Linked DNA regions of Homo sapiens: region 2 is linked to region 1. The links are chromatin contacts, found by Hi-C or POLR2A ChIA-PET in ENCODE. All regions are on one chromosome and are shown on one strand. Each heading gives the region's core, a stretch centred on a gene start or an enhancer-like site at or near the end of the contact. The rest is flanking DNA. Distances are from core to core; before and after follow the strand shown.

What was found. Hi-C counts contacts between places; a loop is a spot of excess contacts on that map. ChIA-PET counts read pairs that join two places held with the same protein, here RNA polymerase II (POLR2A). Pooled maps may share reads with other maps.
Region 2: a map with no recorded cell type shows a loop between it and region 1 (6-fold over the local background). The contact joins two enhancer-like sites. A Hi-C loop is called at or near these places in 3 of 168 maps with a recorded cell type or tissue (B cell, breast epithelium and naive thymus-derived CD4-positive, alpha-beta T cell), 13 of 37 single-sample maps with no recorded cell type and 13 of 50 pooled maps. POLR2A ChIA-PET finds 5 or more read pairs at or near these places in 4 of 52 experiments (B cell, activated B cell, activated T-cell and 1 more).

Annotation. Positions count from the first base shown.
Region 1 is chr10:4,130,134-4,137,115 of GRCh38, forward strand. No RefSeq gene overlaps it. Among named protein-coding and RNA genes, the nearest start is that of LINC00702, 110 kb to the right of the region's middle. Within about 2 kb of position 1,583, at least 8 of the 41 ENCODE cell types and tissues checked have a DNase peak (open chromatin) inside an H3K27ac peak, as active enhancers do.
Region 2 is chr10:4,172,132-4,179,113 of GRCh38, forward strand. LOC105376368 (a long non-coding RNA gene) reads left to right here. Exons shown (of 4, transcript XR_930587.4): 4 at 1,842-2,326. Among named protein-coding and RNA genes, the nearest start is that of LINC00702, 68 kb to the right of the region's middle. Within about 2 kb of position 3,877, at least 2 of the 41 ENCODE cell types and tissues checked have a DNase peak (open chromatin) inside an H3K27ac peak, as active enhancers do.

The DNA of each region.
Region 1 (6,982 bases), core at 333-2,832:
GCAGACCTGCGATCGGGGGCTCCATGCCCCTATGACTTGTGCTGTCTAGATGGTGAGAGACGCTGAGAAGCGACCGCAGGAATCCCATCCTAGAGTGGTGGCCTCCTCTAGAGTGGTGAGACCTGTGACTGACTTATTCTAACCAATGCAGCGGCAGGGATGGCAGGTCCTTGTCTTGATAGAACAGCTGCTTCTGTGGCAGGGATGTGGTACAGCTGCCACAATATCATCATGTCTGTGATATGAGAGATCGAAATAGACACCCCTATATCGACAAACATGGACCCTAAGCTAAAGGGAACGGAGTTACCTATGTCTCAAAGGTTCAGAGCCTGGCTGGTGTGGCAAATTTCCAAATTTACACAGGTACAAAACAAACCACACTCGCTAAGCTCCCTCACAATGGTTGCTATCAGACCCCTCAAAGCTCTGATTTGCAACCCAGACCACTACCATTCTGATAGCTTTACAAACATTCTTTTCTGATAAACAATGGCAGACTTGAAGGCAGCTTCAGCAGCTTATAGAGGCTGTGCACAAACTGTTTTTGTTTCCTGCAGTTCATCTGTTGACATAAAGGGCTAATCCCACCTCATTTTAATGCTGAAACCCTGCCCCAAAGTGAACACGGGATGTATGTTACATACACATTCACCCATTGCACATGCGTTCCACTCTCCTCTTAAATATGTATAGCTTTTCCCCCAAACTTGCAGACCATGTGTGAGTCTATTGTGTAATAAGACCCCATGAGGCATAAAACCAACCCCTTCCTTCCTTCCTCAAAGAGAGAGCACCTTTGCCTCATTCTACGTAGTTCCTGCTGGAGTCTCCTGTGGTTGTGGTTGGGTCGTCTAAATTACTACAAAGAGCAAAAAAGCTCTGACATAAAAATGGTCTCTTATTTTCTTAATCTTTGTGTTTCTCAGGTGCACTGTTGTGAAGAGACCTCAGCATACGTGTCCAGAGCAGTTAGTAAACATTTAGTGAAAATCCATAAAGAATTTGTAAATGCTCTCTCTATAAATCCCTACCTGGACTCTTTCATTTTTTCCCCCAGTTTCCAGTAAGAGTACAAAGTTATGATTTTTACACGAAGATTTGTTTTCATCCCCTATTACTGTACCTTATGACATCCTGGCAAATAATAACAATAAGAAATGGGAACGATAACAGTAATTCTACTTTTGAAACACCTTTTGTCTGTAAACATATATACACTTTCTGTAAGTGTCAAGGGATATATTTAATCATGATACTAATCCCCGAGAACTTTGTGTTTTGTCTCAAAATTCAAATAGACACAGGGCCCTTTGTTTGGACTTAGTTGGTTGCACAACGCTTCCAAAGTTAGCGTGTACTGTGAAGTCAACTGGGATTTTCAAGACATTTTTATGTACACTAAATATGTCTTAACATGATCTTAATGAAAGATGTAATAATTGACTGGCAGATGGAAGAGGCAGCAAGAAAATTGTAGTTTAGTAAAATAAAGTTTCACATTACTATATCAATATTAGGTTTTACACTAAAAGGAAAGCTAAATTTAGGAGCTTTATTACATACTAGCATTGACATGAGTCATTTCCTCTCCATTAAAGCAACCAAAACCCCAACTTCCTATCTTAGGCTATAATCTGCACCAGCCAGCAGATTTCAGATCTCAATTCTGCATGTTTGAGTTCCTCAAAAAAAAAAAAAAAAAAAAAAAAAAATCTCAGTTTAAGTTTGTACTTTCAGTGGAATTTTAAATAATTCCAAGAATGAGAATAGCTAACATCAAGCATCAGATATTAGTCAGAACAGTTTCACTTTGAGCAATAAAATTAGATCTCAGTTGAAATTTGCAGATACTGGGAAAGGAAAAGTGAAGTACTTACATCTTCACAAAATAAAATGACTTGTATCAAATTGAGCACACCCACTAACACAGACACTCACAGACACACACAGCGAGACAACACAGAGATACAGATGACACACACACACTCACAGACATATACAGCGAGACAACACAGAGATAGAGGACACACAGACACACTCGCAGACACACATGGAGATAGAGACAGAGGCACAGACACAGACATACACCAACACAGACACAAGCAGAAACACAGACACAGACACACACACACACACAAGGAGATGCACAGAGACACAGACACACACACACACACCAACACAGACACAAGCAGATGCAGAGACACAGACACACACACATAGACACACACCAACACAGACACACAGAGACACAGGCACATATACACACACCAACATAGACACAAGCAGATACAGAGACACACACACACACGCACAGACACCAACACAGATACAAGGAGATACACAGAGACACAGGCACACACACACACAGACACACCAACACAGGCACAAGCAGATACACAGAGACACAGGCATACACAGAGACACACCAACACAGACACATGCAGATTGTGTGAGACAGACACACGTGCACACAAACTTCACCAACACGCACACACCCAATAATGATAAATGCTTCTCCACTTCTGTGTTTTGGTGACACTAATAATCTTGTACTTTCTTTGACACAGTAGCCCATTTTCTGTTCAAAAGCAACAGAAAAATATGTCATCTAGTTTACTGTTTTTAGAATTGTAGGATATTTTTGTTTCAGCCTCAATAAAATTACTTCTAAGTCCTTCTAAGTTTTGAGTGTCTTCTAATTTCTTCATTCCTCTAATGAAAGGTCCGGTCATGTGTAGATATCACCCCTGTGGGGACCCCCTCACATTGCACCTGACCTTGGCTGTGCTGCTGTCTGCCTGTGGATGGAGTGGATTGACAACGGTGGCATTCACATGATGAGAAAAATGCTCCTGGGGCCGCGCTCCTGGCGAATGGCTTTGGAAATCAACAAAACACAGTCCCACTTTTGTCTGTGACCAGTCTTCATGGCATATCAGTTAGAGTGGTGTGCTAAATTTTGAGACCAGGTGGACAGAAGTGAGTTAAATGTTTTCAAGTGATCAATAAAGACAAATACCTTTATTGGGTACTCATCTCAAGCTCTAGGAATGGAAAAATACAAAGATGCGTAGTCCGTATTACTCCTTCAAGGAGTTTAATAATTAATTGAACATAAAATTCCTATATATGTGTATAAATACATATATTTTAATACCTACACAATGAAAACATCATTGTGTAGCAAGTAGTCCTGTAGGAAGGTTAAAACCTTGTTTTCATCCTTATCTTATTTTTCTCACCTCTCGTAATCCAAACTATTGAAGGACATTGTTGAAGCGAGTAACAAGGACTAAAGGACCAGAAGGTCACAAAAAAGAATGCATCACTGAAGAAATAAAAAACTAAATAAATGACTCAACTTTTTCTCACAAAGCTAGTCAATAAATTCAATGTTTTAAATGTGACCTGTGGACACCATTTAGACAGGTTTAGAAATATTGTATGTTGTTGAATCTGAGTCTGAATGGATTCAATGACCTTGTGAAGGAAACAATGACCCCTATTTTGTCTAGTGAAACATGTAGCATTTACAAGCAGAACCTACTCCAATTAAAATAGAACTAAAATTAAATTACTTAAGCATCCAGCATACTAAAAAAACTAAAATCATCATTTTACTCACAAGGTAGAATCAACCTAAGTTATTTATCTCTGTATCCAATCCTTAAATACTTCGTTAAACTTGCAAAATTTTAAAGTTGAATAAAATTCATCAACGTTTATCTGAGTGTGTTTCTGCTGTGTGCACATATAATTTAATATAATAAAATACTTATTGGATTTTGACATTAATTTTCATCTTAAATGAAAGCTGCTGCTATTTCTTAAATTAGGTAGACAACAGAGCAGTCTCTATTATAGTACAGTTAAAATCCTCCTCTGTGAGCCTATCTTCTGTCCTGGAATACACATTCATTCACTAAAGGTTAATGAGCACCTACTAGTCCACCAACTTGTGTTAAATCAATTTAAAAAAATTCCAGCCCTCATGGAGGATACTTTTTACATAATTAATTATAAATATAACATGTAAGTAAATTATATGGTATTCCAGAAAATGATAAGTGCTAAGAAAAAAATAGGGTAAGAGGTATCTTAAATGTTGGGTTTTGAGGGGTTGGGTTGGAATTTTGAGAAGAAAAAAAAACTGCTTAGTGTAGACCTCTAGTTGAGGAGATAACTTTTGGTAAAATCTCCATCATTAAGAAGGCCCTAGACTTTGGACTTCTCAGCCTCCATATGTATAAAAAAAATTCCTTTTTAAAATAACTTTCTCAGTTTCAGATATTCTGTCATAAACAACGGGAAATGGACTAAGACACTGGAGCCCAGGTAACATGACGCAGGGGGAGATGGTGATGTCTTGAGTGAGAGCAAAGACCTTCAGATGAGATCCAGTGCGTTCAGGGTGGTATGGCCACAGACAGAACAAAGACCTTCAGGTTGTAAGTGCTCTCATTCTGCATCTTGAAGGAAAAGACAAGTGTCCTTCAATAGTTTGGATTACAAGAGTTGAGAAAAATAAGATAAGGATGAAAATAAGGTTTTAACCTTCCTACAGGACGAATTGAACAGAATTTTGATCAATGGAGAGTGTGTGATGAGTACTACAGTAGGATCAGATAGAAGGGAGAGGACAACACCTCCGTTTTAGAAGTAATAAGCTGGGTATTTATCAGAAAACCAGGCAGGCAAACGGACTAGAGTTAATGAGCACGTCCAGCTCCAGGAAAGAAATCTGAGCTGGGGATGAAATCTGAGCACCATTTGCATGTGGATGTTCTTAAAGAATGCATGAGGCTAGATGTGATCTTGAGGGGCCAGAGCATAGATGGCAAAGGGCTGAAGAAGGCTCACACCTTGAGGCACCAGCAAGCAAGAGGCTGGGAACAAGAGCAGGAAAAAGCAGAGAAGCCCAAGGAGATGGGATCAATGAGTTCAGGGGAAAAGGGGCAGACCTGGGCAGTGTCCTAGAAGCTAAATGAGAGCAGTGCTTCAGCTAAGAAGGCATAGCAACTCCTTTATATGAGGAGTGAGAATTAGCCATGAAACTTCACAGGCAGGTCATCGTTGGTGCACTGGACAAGAGCAGTTTGGTTGGAGTATGGAGGTAGGGTGAGATGAAAGCCTCATTGGAGAAGGTTCAACAAGAATAGAGTGAGAGGAACTTCACACAAAAGGTATGGGTGATTATTTGAATGAATTATATTGCAAAAGGGAGCATAATCTTAGCTGGTAGAAAAAGTAAATCAGAGGAGCTATGTTTGCAAAGATGGTATGATAGCATGTTTGCATGCTGGAGGGAATGATAGGGGAGAGAGAGAAAATGAAATAATGTGGGAATAAAAAAGAAGGGTTCCAGGAGCTGTGTCTTTGCAAAGGCAAGAGAGGATGACCTCTACGAACAAGTGATTGGTTTTGCACAGGGGGAGGGATAATGTATCTATAGGTATAGATGGGAACTTAGAATGGATGGTTACTGGTGGTGCTACGTGGGAAGCTATGAAGACACAGAAGTTCTCTTCTGATTTCTTCAATTTTCCCAGTAAACAGAAGGCACAGTCATCATCTGAAGGTGATGAGGCCGTGGGAGGTAGTGAAGATTTCTGTAGAGGAGAGCTATTAAGTGAGAGTCTAGAGAACAGATAAGGGAAGTGGAATATAGAATTATAACGTTATTACAATGATTGCCAGGCCACCATCAGGATGCAGTTGTGTTGTGATTGTCAATGTTTGAAATGACAACACTCAGGTTGGTTGTGTGATTTCCTGTCAGTGTCAAAGGCACAGCTGCCGTTGCTCTACATAAAGACTGTGGCTTGACCAGGTATCCCAAAACTAGACAGGGACAAAGGAATGGAGGGTTTAGCCAGCCAGAGATCACTGGGCATTGTGTAAATTCTTTTACTATGGAAGATAGTTGTTGAAACAAACAGAAAAAAGACAATGTGGAGGACACAGAGAAGGTAGAAGAAAACTTAAACAAACCCACCTTCTTCTAGACTGTCGAATATACACACACCTACTCAGTCTGTAAGCATGAATGAAGGAGATTATATGGCAGTCTGTAAAAGGGAACACTGGAAATAGAATATTAAACATCACTGCTTTTCCTGCTACAGGTGATTAGTCAGGGGCCATCCTTCTTAGGCCTGTGGCTGCAGAAACCACTGCTGATGAAACACCCTTATGCTACTATTTTAGAACAAACCATTCTCTGGTTTTACTTCTCTCAGGGGAAGACTGAACACCCGTGTTAATTATTATGCAGAGCAGTTTGGCTCTTGTTTCTCTAAAGAAGTCTAAATCACCTATGTCAGGAAACCTTGCCTGCCATTATGAGACCAACCAATTAAGGCATTTTCCTTAGGCCTATAAATCCAAACTCAAAGAGTAGTTTTTAAAATAACCATTTCCTTTTCTTATTATAGTATCACTTAGAATTATCTACTCTATTGTAATTAATTGGTCAATTGTCTGCTTCTCTCATTAGAAATCAAGGTCTTTGAAGTCAGGTACTGTGGTTTGTTCACTATTGTTTGCCTAATATGAAACTATTTGGACCCTATCAAACATCGTTCATAAAAATTAATGCCAGGTGGGTTACAGATCTAAATGTGAAAGGAATACAAAACACTTCTAAAGGAAAAGACAAGGGTATCTCCGTGCCCTTGGGATGAGTAAAGAATTCTTTAAAAGGACTCCAAAAGCACTGAGTATGAGGGAAAAATTCACAAATTGGACTTCATTGCAATTAAGAACTTTCATCAAAATACACCATTAATAGACTGAAAAAGCAAGCTACAGACTGGGTAGAGATATTTGTAATCCACGTGGCACAAAAGAATTGCATGCAGAATATGTAAAGCAGTTCTTAAAATTAAGTATTTATTTATTTTTGAAACAAAGTCTCACTCTCCCGCCCATGCCGGAGTGCAGTGGTATGTGATCATGGCCCACTGCGGCCTTGAACTTT
Region 2 (6,982 bases), core at 2,627-5,126, 44 kb after region 1:
AAAGCAACCCTAAGCAAAAAGACCAAAGCTGGAGACATTATATGACCTGACTTTAAATTATACTACAAGGCTATAGTAACTAAAACAGTGTGGCACTGTTATAAAAATAGACACATGGATCAGTGAAACAGAACAGAGAAGCAAGAATGAAGCCACATACCCAACTGATCTTCAACAAAGTCAACAAAAATGTACATTGGGGAAATGACATCCTATTCAATAAATGGTGTAGGGAAAATTAGATAGCCACATGCAGATGAATGAAAGTAGACTCAGACCTCCCATCATATACATAAATTAACTCAAGATAAATTAAAGACTTAAATATCAGTCCTCAAACTACAAAAGTCCCAGGAGACAACCCAGAAAAAACTATTCTGAACATTGGCCTAGGCAAAGAATTTATGACCATGTCTTCAAAAGCAAATACAACAAAACAAAAATAGACAAATAGGACTTAATTAAACTAACCACAGCAAAATAATAGTAATAATAATAATAATAATAATAATAATCAATAGCTAAAACGTAAACCTGCAAAATGAAGAAACATATTTGCAAACTATACATCCAACAAAGGTCTAATCTAATCTCCAGAATTTACAAGGAACTCAACTCCACAAGAAAAAAAGCAAATAACCTAATTAAAAATTGGGCAAAGAATATGAACAGACATTTTTCAAAAGAAGGCATTCATGTAATCAATAAACCTATGAAAAAAAGCTCAACATCACTAATCATCAGAGAAATTCATATTAAAACCAAAAATGTGACACCATCTTACACCAGTTATAAGGGCTATTCTTAAAAATTTCTAAAACCAATGTTGGCAAGAATGTGGAGCAAACAAACCCTTATACACCATTGGTGGGAATGTAAATTAGAATAACCTCTAAGGGAAACAGCATGGAGATTTCTCAAAGAATTAAAAGTAGAACTACATTCATTCCAGCGACTTTACTCCTGGGTATCTACCAAAGGGAAAGAAATCGTTATATCAAAAAGAGAGCTGCCCTCATGTGTTTATTGCAGCACTATTCACAATAGCAAAGATAGGAAATTGACTTAACTGTCCACCATTGGATAACTGGATAAAGAAAATGTGGTGTATATATACCATGGAATACTACTCAGCCATGAAAAGAATGAAATTGTCTTTTGTAGCAACAGGGATGGAACTGGAGGCCATTGTCCTAGGTGAAATAACTTAGAAATAAAGTCAAATACTACATGTTCTCACACTTAAGTGGGAGCTAAACAGTGGGTACACATGCACCTACAGGGTGGAATAATAGACACTGGAGACTCCAAAATGTAGAAGGCTTCGGGAGTGTGAGTTGAAAAATTACCTACTGAGTACAACATACACTATTCGGGTGATGGGTACAATGAAAGCCCAGGCTTCACTGCCGTGCAGTGAAAAATGTCTGTTCATGTCCTTTGCCCAATTTTTAATCAGGTTATTTGCTTTTTTTCTTGTAGAGTTGAGTTACTTGTAGATTCTAGAGATTAGATTGGACCTTTGTTGGATGCATAGCTTCCAAATATGTTTCTCTATTCTTCAGATTTATGTTTTCTCTAAAACTGCAGGTTCATGTTTTCTCTGTGGGTTTATGTTTTGCACAACCACCATGTTTTCTTTTTAAGATTTTTTTTGAAGAAATCTGCACTTGTACCCCTTAAATCTATAAAAATTTCACCATGTTTTTGAAGTGTGCCAATGTTTTTACCTTACGAATTTTTTTTTAAGTGTGATGATGTTTTTACCTTTTGCGTTATCCCTTTCATTACAGGTTTGTGTCTTCAACAAAATCCCTTCATAATTGTTTCTTTTGCTTCAGACGAGAGAAAAAGTCGACACCTGCTTTCCTTCTGCCATCGTCGCTGGGAAGTGTCCTCTTGTCCATCTCCTGTCCAGAGGCGCCTTCCTGCTGTGCCCCCCGGAATATGGCTCTTTCTGATTTTACCAGCCCTTTTCACATCACTGCACCCAGGGGAAACGTCCTCTCCCCAGCCTCCTAAAGTGTGGCCATGCTATCTCCTTCCTGAGACACTTTCCTCTGGAGATTGCCCTGCTGTGATAGCCTAGTCATTGCCATCCCGGACACTCATGGTACCCTGTACCCGAACCAAATCAGAGCACTTTGACACAAGGCAGCCTCCAGGCAGGGGTCACCCTGGGATTGTAAGATCCATGTCACTCCAACAGAGCCTCTTCCTTCCCTCTCACTGGTTTCTGCCAACAGAGGGCGGCCAGGCACCACGCCCATATGCCTTGAATCTGAGCTAACCACCATGTAGGATCTAAGAAAAATATGCTTACCAGATGATGTTGGCCAGGCGCAGTGGCTCACGCCTGTAGTCCCAGCATTTTGGGAGGCCAAAGCCGGCGATCACTTGAGGTCAGGAGTTGGAGACCAGCCTGGCCAACATGGTGAAACCCTCCGTCTACTAAAAAAAAAAAGTGCCGCTTCAAAAAAAAAAAAAAAAAGCCAGGCATAGTGGCATGCTCCTGTAATCCCAGTTGCTGGGGAGGCTGAGGTGGGAGAGTGGCTGGAACCTCGGAGGCGGAGGTTGCGGTGAGCTGAGATCGCACCAGTGCACTCCAGTCTGGGTGACAGAGCGAGACCATCTCAAAACAAAACAAAAAAAAAAAAAAAAGAAGGAGAGATGATGCTGCATGCCTGGTATTGCGATCTCAAAAGAGTGATCATTCTACATACATTCTTAGCAAAACCTTCTGTTTTTTGCAAACCTCAATAAATTATTGTATGTGCGTCATAAACTGCTGTAGAATTTTGTCCAGGCTCAACACCAGAATTTCTCCGTGAAAATCAGGAAAACAGCCAGTCTGTGGCACTTCTTCCTTTCCCAAAGAATCGTCAGTTTCCTGCACACGTGGAGGTTCCCGAGGCAGCACAGGGCCTTGTGTTTCTGGAAACATTGACGTGCAAGCCCTGATCCAGCCCATGTGAACAGGTTAACCTCACCTCTCCCAATTGGGGAGGTTATTCTCTCTGGTGAAGAAGATTTAAAAACCGTGGAACAGAGCAATTTTGTTTTCTGTCTGCCCCATGTCACCTTCACGCCTTGCCCAAAATGATTTTGTCAAAAACCCAGTGAAAACAACAAGTATGTTTTGTTGTGTTTGTGTGTGTGCTGTTAAACTTTCTGACAGGCTTCACGTATTCTGCACTTAAACTTTCTAGAAAATGTTCCTACAAGTCCATGTGCCTTTGAATATGTCCATGGTTAGATTGAATTTATGGAAACCCCGCTTACATACACTGGTATTTTAAAATATATCTCCCCATCCATTCTCTCTCATTTTCGGTTTTTTATATTTTGGATTGTTTTAAGCCTTGTTATTTATAAACTCGTGAGTTAATCTTTCCATTTTTAAGGTGGTAGAACCACTTTCATAGAGAATAATTGCATCATGACAGAAGTTGCTGCTTGCTCAGAAGTGACAGAGCATGAATTTAAAGTTAGGCCTGTCTGACTCCAGAGCTGGCATGTGTAGACGCTGACAACAAAGTGCAGACACATGTGTCCTGTCCCTGTCTTGGTGTGGCTTGGACATTGGGATTATAGCGGGCTGTCAAGGTTGAGAACCACTGGCCTGGAGCAGCTCAGGCCACCTGACAGCTGAGGGTTGGAGGAGGACATCCAAGATTATTCCACAGACCTCCATGTGGGCCTGAGTTGCAACCTTACACCCATAGAAGGTAGGACAGGGAGATGAGGGACCCCAGCCTTGAGAGGAATGAGTGACAACAGCTTCAGCTGGCCCCTGCTCAGCTTCTTCTGTTACCATAGACATGACTTGGGTTTAGAAATAAGTGTCCCCTCAGACTCGAGTTCAGCAGATGGTGTGAGGGAGACAGAGAAATGTGGAATAAGAAGGGGAACAGACAGTGGCCAGGGCTTCAGGCTGCTGCTGGGCCCTAGAACACCAAGTTCGGGTTGTTATTTTGGTGATTCAGAAGCAGAAGTTTCAAAGAGGGAAAGTTAAACCAGTGTGCAGCCAATCAGGATGCTATTCAAAGAACACTTGGTAAACAGCAGTGTCTAGGTTTTCATTGTTCTTCCTCCCACTTGTTTTTAGAAGCTGCAAGACCACACAAATTCTGGGTGGACCAAAGAATTCTTATCCTCAAAGGGAGAGAGAACATTATTGGCTTTGCCAGTTCTTTAGTGCACAGATCAAAGACTCCAAGGACTGCTGGGCGCGGTGGCTCACGCCTGTAATCCCAGCACTTTGGGAGGTCCAGGCGGGCAGATCACTTGAGGTCAGGGATTCGAGACCAGCCTGGCCAACATGGTGAAACCTCATCTCTACTAAAAATACAAGAATTAGTCAGGCATCACTGCATGTGCCTGTAATCGCAGCTACTCGGGAGGTTGAGGCAGGAGAATCACTTGAACCCAGGAGGCGGAGGTTGCAGTGAGCCGAGATTGTGCCATTGTACTCCAGCCTGGGAGACAAAGTGAGACTCCTTCTCTAAAAAAAAAAAAAGACTCCAAGGACAATTGGCATGAGAGGAGATGCAGTGTGGCTAGTTCATTCGTTTCTGAAAAATCACCAGATTAAAGTGAATGGGGAACTGAAATTTTTTTAAAAAAAGAAACTTAAAAAAGATGAATCATGAATTTTTTGTTAAAAATATTTTGATGAAGAAGCCAAACTGGATGAAAAAAAAATAACTGTGTCCTTGACAGTCTAGAAGAAGGTGGCATGAAATGGCCTGCCTGTCTTTGTGTGCATGTGGCTAAGTGCAATACTTGTGTGTACATGTGTGCATTAGTGTGTGCATGTGGCTATGTGCAATACTTGTGTGTACATGTGTGCATGAGTGTGTGCATGTGGCTATGTGCAATACTTGTGTGTACATGTGTGCATGAGTGTGTGCATGTGGCTATGTGCAATTCTTGTGTGTACATGTGTGCATGAGTGTGTGCAAGTGCATATGTGCACATACTTGTGAGTATATGTGTGTACATGTGTAAGTGCACATATTTGTGAGTATATGTGTGGATGTGTGTGTATGTGCATATGTGTATGTGCATATATTTGTGTATATATGTGGATGTGTGAGCATGTGCATATGTGCACATACTTGTGTGTATATGTGTGTACACAAGTGTATGTGCACATATTTGTGTGTATAGGTGCACATGTGCGTGTACATGTGTATGTACACGCACATGTGTGTATATACCTGGAACCAACTGAGCCTGCTGTGACATGTCATCTCTCCAAGAACCACATGCCCAGTGTCCAAAGTCACCCCCACTTAGTCTGGGACAGGGCGGTGCAGACCTACTGTGCTCCTCTAAGATGAAGCGTTCACCAGGTTGGAGAGAAAGCAAGCCAGAGTCAAGATGTTGGGGTCACCTTTCATCATTGTTGGCTAAATACAATTAATCCCCTTTTTAAACCTTCATAATGATTACATATTAATTGTATGGTCATGCTTGTCCCTGTATAAGTATGTTGTTTTCTTTTGGGGGAGAATTCGACCTGAATCTATGGATCTGTGGCCATATTATTTGACATTTTGTCATTTAACACTAAATGTCTCCAGGTTTACTGTAAAAACACTGTCCTGAGAGGTGAGACAGAGCTGCCTTCCAATAAGATCCCTTTTTAAAGCATCACCAGGAACCCTGCATTTTCCTTGGAAGACTCCATCCTGGAAGCCACTCTCTTTAAATACTGTCTAATCTTACTCCTCCCTTTCATGTGATAGAATGGATACAATATTTTATCCATGACAAGCCCAGAAGAGAAATTCCATTATCATTCTCTCCAGTAACACAGTATAACAGAAACTAATCTCAGTGGAGAAATATTCCTCCATTTCATGTGGACGGCTGAAACATTTGCTGCCAAAATTCCATGACAGCCATTTGTTACTGACATGGAGAACATTTTCTTACAACAATCATAAAAGCGCTTTCCAAAAAACCCATAGGGCTTACGAATTGCTTTCAAATATGCAACTGATTTTTATAAAAATGAAAGAAAAATTAAAAATCTCTATGCATTGCTGATTTTGAAGTAAAGCATGCTTTTTCTTACGTTTTAAAAACATTAAAATAATATGTATTTGATGATTATAATTAAAGTTGGATTTCACAGAAGATGAGTCCTATTTCACTAATGGAAATATGTGTAGATAGTTTGTTTTGAAAACAGGATTATCTGTTAAAGTTTAGAAAGAAGAAAATGAAATGTGGTATTCAGCAATATCTTACACAAATATAATATAAATGCCAGAAACCTTCAAAACACATTGCCAGTTTTAGCATTTTTATACGGAAGATGCTACTTGGGATGACATTACTTATGTTATAAAAATATTTTTGTATTATATGGAAGATAACACTCTATCATTGACTCATGTTTTCTGTGCAATGCACACAATGTCTTCTACATTGTACAATTTGAAGTGGAAATGCAGCCAATCTTGATTCAGAGTCATTCTGTGCCTTGTGTAAATTAGAAAACAATTTAGAAGAAAAAGCAAAAAATTAATTTTATTCCAAATAAATAAAAAACAGGAAGACATTACATGACATTTATTGCCATTTGACAACAGAAAGGAGGGGGTGGACATTGGAAAGTGTATGTACTATTTTCCTGAAGGAATTTTGAATGTGTTTCAATTACATTTTATAAATTCAAAATTGCACTAATTGGTTGTAAATGGAGAAGGTGAAAGAAAGCCTGGCATCGATATTATGCGCTCTTGCTGATCCCTCAAGTTTGTGCAAGTACCTGCTAATTCCTGAGTTAATTTCTGAAACATTATCACTGACATTTCATGTTATATTTCATGTGGTATTTCATCACAGAAATTCTTACCAAGAGTTGCTGGCTCCTAGTTTAACACTGCCCACTCAGGCAACAAATTGGACTTAAGTATTAATAATACAAGGTCAGTGTCAGCAAAATCAGACAATGGATTTTTTTTTC